Regions from separate parts of the Homo sapiens genome. Here region 2 is linked to region 1. A link is a loop called in an ENCODE intact Hi-C map of the cell type or tissue named here. Cell type or tissue: dorsolateral prefrontal cortex. All regions are shown on one strand.

Region 1 (2,500 bases):
GCAGGGCAGCAGGTGACAATGCGTGCCTGCTTCTATCTATGTCATCTCTGTATTATTTGCAGCCTCCTCTTCCCTTCTTCCTCACCTCAGTTCTGAGTATCTACACCACAGGGGAGGGTCTGATCATCCTCCCCTCTCCTCACCACCCAAAGTCCCTTTATTTGCACCTGCCACCACGCCAGGGCTGCTAACTATAACATTTCTGGTTTAGTGTGGCCCCAGGGTTCAGTCAGTCCATTTCAAGTCAGGAAGCCTTACTCCTCTCATTCCCATGTAGCTGTGATGCTCATATTTATCCCCAGGCTTCTGGAACAAAAAGGTACCATCATATCCACTCAGGTAGCCAGCAAGACCTATCAGCATCTGAGGAGAGAAGAACAAACAAAAAGATGAGAAGCCTTTGGGAGAAGATTCCTCTGTCCTCTGAACTTCCCTCCAGCTGCACCCACAGACTTTGGGTTCCCTTGACAACTGTCCATAGAAAATGTTGCCAATGCAACATTTTCTCCTGCAGCTGCCACAGAGCAAAGAATCTTTTGTCTACAGAGCTCACTGCTTGAAACAAATCCTCTCTTGTATTATGGCCGAGGTCTAGGAACAGCACAACCTAAACACTCAGGAAGGAAAAAGAGCCCCACAATTTGAAGGGTAGAGTCAGTAAGGGGCTCTCTGATTCCGCTTTCCTTCAGATGGTATAAAATAAAACACGGCAGCTCTTGGACAGAGGCTGATTCCTGGGGAATTGGCCTTTTGAAAGGAAAGTGAGATTCCAAGTCACAGTGAGAGAGAAAAGAGACCAAGGAGCTACATACCAGGAATAGAGACAAGAGAAGAAAATCAGACAGAGGAATGCAAAGACAGATGCTTTGCCCAGAGGGGAAGAGAAAAACTGCCAAAGGCCAGAGGCTGGTTTCTCCCATTCCTAATATTCCAAAGGAGGGCATCCTTGGTACCTCCCAAGCCAGAACAAATCAATTAGAAACTGAGACTGTGAGTCATGAATCCTTCAAAACCTTTGACAAGATCGGCCGTGTCTTTTGTATATTTCCTTGGCCATCAACATTATAAAATTCTATTTTTCACACAAGCAATCAGAAGCAGCTGAAGTATAAAAACTGCTGGCAAATGCCAACCATCTGGGACAGCCCCAGGCTGCTCCAGCCTGACCCCCGAGCTCTGGCAGGCTGTGTTGGGGGAGGGAATACACTGGCTGTGTGGGGAAAGTCCCTCCCAGCCACACTTGTGGGACATGGATTTAGACTACTAACCAACCCACTTTTTTCTCTAAGTAGTTCTAAACAGAGCCAGTCTCTATAGCTCCAGGTCAAGGTATAGAAGCCAAAGTCTGGCAGTAAAAGACAACAAAGACTTGTTTTTAAAAAGGAAGGCAGGGACCCCAGGGTTCAGACAGGGTCATCCAAATAGCTAGATGAACTAAAGCTGCCAAGTGGCAATCAAATGGATCCCTCTTCCCACCTGGGATCTCGCAGGACAAGCTCGCCTGGTATTGGTCATACATTTCCAGACTGCTTGGCTGGTCTAGAGAGAAGAAATGTACAGATGCTTTGGATCTCAGTACCCTATATTCTAGTTCTCTGATCACGGACAATATTTAGTATCTCTGAGCTATAGGTAATAAAAACTTCCTCACAGGGGGCATGAGGATTAGAGGTGCTATTAAGTAAACACCTAACACTATACCAAGCACTTGGAAGACACTCAAAATTCAATTCTCTCTCAGTTCCCTTAAGGTTAAAAGTAGCCCCAAGTTAATTTCTTCTTTTTTTTTTTTTTTTTTTTTTGAGACAGAGTCTCGCTCTGTCACCCAGGCTGGAGTGCGGTGGCACAATCTCAGCTCACTGCAACCTCTGCCTCCCAGGTTCAAGCAATTCTCTGCCTCAGCCTCCCGCATAGCTGGGATTACAGGCATCTGCCACCACGCCCGGCTAATTTTTGTATTTTTAGTAGAGGCGGGGTTTCACCATCTTGGCCAGGCTGGTCTTGAACTCCTGACCTCATGATCCACCCGCCTCAGCCTCCCAAAGTGCTGGGATTATAGGCATGAGCCACCACGCCTGGCCCCAAGTTAATTTCTTAACTAAACAACTCTTTCAAATCAATAGAAAAAAAATGAATTACTAGAAAAAAATGACAAATTCATAGAAAACAAAATACAAATGGCTAACATATGAAAAAATGTTCAACCTAACTCATACAGTCATGCAAATGAAAACAGTGATATGTCATTTTTTACTCTCCAATTGACAAAGTTTTTTTGTTTTTTTTTTTTTTTTGAGATGAAGTGTTGCTCTTGTCACCCAGGCTAGAGTGCAATGGTGCGATCCCAGCTCACTGCAACCTCCGCCTCCTGGGTTCGTGTGATTCTCCTGCCTCAGCCTCCCAAGTAGCTAGGATTACAGGCACCTGCCACCACGCCCGGCTAATTTTTGTTTTTTTAGTAGAGACGGGGTTTCACCATGTTGGCCAGGCTGGTCTCGAA
Region 2 (2,500 bases), 210 kb before region 1:
GGAAGCAGGAAGCAGAAAGAACACAGTGGGTAAGAGCTTAGTAATCCATTTTCAACTCCTAGTCAGTGTGAGCATGTAACTTTATTGTAAACTAATATCTAAGAGGAAAAAAATCAAGCAACTTCCCGAGGTTTTCAGACTTTGCCTTGCAAATTTTGGGGTTGAGAGCACCAGTAGTAAGTGAGGCTTTATGTGGTGCTATGTGTGAGTGGGTCCCTCAGCCACTCCCAGGAGGGCAGTGCTGCTACTCCTCCGAAAGAGTAAAGTTTGGGGAGGGATGTAGCCCTTTGTTCTACATCCCATGTGAGCCTCCCTGGCTGCAATGCTAAGGCTTTTTGCTGCTTAAGAGAACTTTACTGAAGATAGAGGCTTTCATATTTTTAATCATTTTCATATGAAAAATAGTCAATTTGCCATCCTAAAGTCGATTTTACATTCTTTATTTCCAACTGCCACCAACTCCCCAGGATCTAAATTTAGCATCTGTTCTCTTTTTAACTTACCTCTGTGATACCTTTCCTCACCTACCATAAGGGTCATAGTTGACCCTCCCATAACAAAAGACAGGTTAACAAGAGAAAAACATAACAGTTTTATTTAATCAAAGTTTTTTTTATGACACAGGAGTCTTCAGAAGTGAAGCCTCCCAAACTCAGGGAAAACTGTCTATTTTTATGGTTAGGTTTGATGAAGAATGGACGGCTGTGTAGAAATATGATTGGACAAAAAGGGTATGATCTGGCTGGGCATGGTGGCTTATGCCTGTAATCCCAGCACTTTGGGAGGCTGAGGTGGGAGGATTGCTTGAGTCCAGGAGGTTGAGACCAGCTTGGGCAACATAGCAAGACCCAGTCTCTACAAAAAATTTAAAAATTAGCTGGGTGTGGTGGTATGCGCCTGGAGTCCCAGCTACTCAGGAGGCTAGGGCAGGAGGATCACTTTAGCCCAGGAGGTCGAGTCTGCAGTTAGCTGTGATCGTGCCACTGCGCTCTAGCCTGAGCAACAGCGTGTGATCCATCTATAAATAAAAAACAAAACAAAAACAAAAAGAGTATGATCTAATAGTAATGGACTGAGGTGGGAAACCCAGCAAGGTCTGTCTGTCCAGAATTATTCTTGACCTCTGTGTAGCATTCCTTCCTCTCTGTTATAGGGCAGGACCCATTCTGGAATGAGGGTTTTATGATCTGCTATCGGACAAGACAGGTCAGATAATTTCTTTATGGCCAGGAAGTCGAGGCTGCAGTGAGCTGTGTTTGTGGCCTTGCACTCCAGCCTGGGCGACAGAGCAAGACACAGTCTCAGAAAAAAACAAAAAGCAACAACAAAGTGCTCATTATGCTAAAGTGCCATACTTGGGAGTATTATTTTCTGAGCCTCAAAAACCGATTGTCAGTGTTTCAGTATTTTGACTCCATGATCAATTATCTCTTATCCTACAAATTCTCAATAAGCCAGAATAAATTCCTGTGTATTTTCTGTAGCTCTATTGACTACACTTTAATAATAATAGCAAGACCTTTTTCATTGTTTTGCCGCAAGGATTGTAGAAGACTAAATTGGGATGCATTATCTAAAGTACCTGTAAAATAATCCATGTTTAGTAAGATAATGTGAAACTTCAAGAACCTAAGAACCTAAGTAAGGTTCTTAATTAGTTGCAACTAACATGAGCTACCCTCCTAATCTAAATCAACAGCCTGGTCCGACATGAATTAGTTTGAATGCCCATCCACAAGCCTCATCTACTTCCATTTTGGAGATGGCTTCTATTCACTTTTGGACAGTATTATTTTAGGAAAATTATACTATGCACATTTGTTGAATTTCATACAAAAGGATCCAATTTAATTAGAGATATAGTTTTACACTTTAGTCTACTTTTTAAGCTGGGCCGTCCATGCTGTCAAATTTCATAGCTGTCAGATAGACATTGCTTTTGCATAGTTCTCTGCAAGTTGTGACAGTGCCACTGTTTATCTTTTATGCACATAGGATTAAACGTGTGACCTGTGGAAGAGTGCTTGATTTGATGTCAGTTGAATGAGGAAGCCAGTCCCCTTAAATGAGTTAGATACGGGGCAAAATGATTTTTACTTGGAATTGTGTTTAAAATTCATTCTCATTCAGTTCAGTTTGTGTTCCCTTTAGTCTGCTCCTACAGTATGCAAAAGTACGAGCAAGAGGGTTGCTTATAAGCATCCTTGTCTTCTATTTAATTTTATTTTGAACTGCTTCTAGGGTAGTTAATGTTCTTCACTAGATCTTATATTAGCAGGAATGTCCAGACTTGGCACTCCAGGGTATTCCAGATACAGTGGTATTTGGCAGGGGGCTTGTGTTTTTCTTCACTCAAAGAACAACAGGATAGAGTCAGGAGTGCATCGTGAATTAAAACATCACAAGGCTTTGCTTGCATCTTCCCAGTTTCATTATTGTCATGTTCCCTGTTGGCCTGTTCTCCTTATGCCAGTGGTATTCCTTGTGTTATTATCATGCT

What was found. A loop is a pair of places that touch in the nucleus more often than their neighbours do. Peaks named below come from ENCODE experiments on the same cell type or tissue, not always from the same donor. Only the 100,000 strongest peaks of a DNase experiment are listed, where the experiment ranks them.
Region 2: it touches region 1 in a loop (5-fold over the local background); 5 of 110 quality-filtered maps call a loop at or near these places.

Annotation. Positions count from the first base shown.
Region 1 is chr14:77,306,079-77,308,578 of GRCh38, forward strand. POMT2 (protein O-mannosyltransferase 2) reads right to left here. Exons shown (of 21, transcript NM_013382.7): 3 at 259-363. Among named protein-coding and RNA genes, the nearest start is that of POMT2, 14 kb to the right of the region's middle. RefSeq lists a silencer at 1,188-1,482. In dorsolateral prefrontal cortex, no CTCF peak of the experiment used is centred here; DNase peaks (open chromatin) are centred at 473 and 1,193; H3K4me3 peaks cover 1,885 bases; H3K27ac peaks cover 2,500 bases.
Region 2 is chr14:77,101,064-77,103,563 of GRCh38, forward strand. All of the region lies in intron 1 of CIPC (CLOCK interacting pacemaker), which reads left to right. Among named protein-coding and RNA genes, the nearest start is that of CIPC, 4.1 kb to the left of the region's middle. RefSeq lists an enhancer at 80-129. In dorsolateral prefrontal cortex, CTCF peaks have their summits at 1,435 and 1,636; a DNase peak (open chromatin) is centred at 1,273; H3K4me3 peaks cover 2,187 bases; H3K27ac peaks cover 2,500 bases.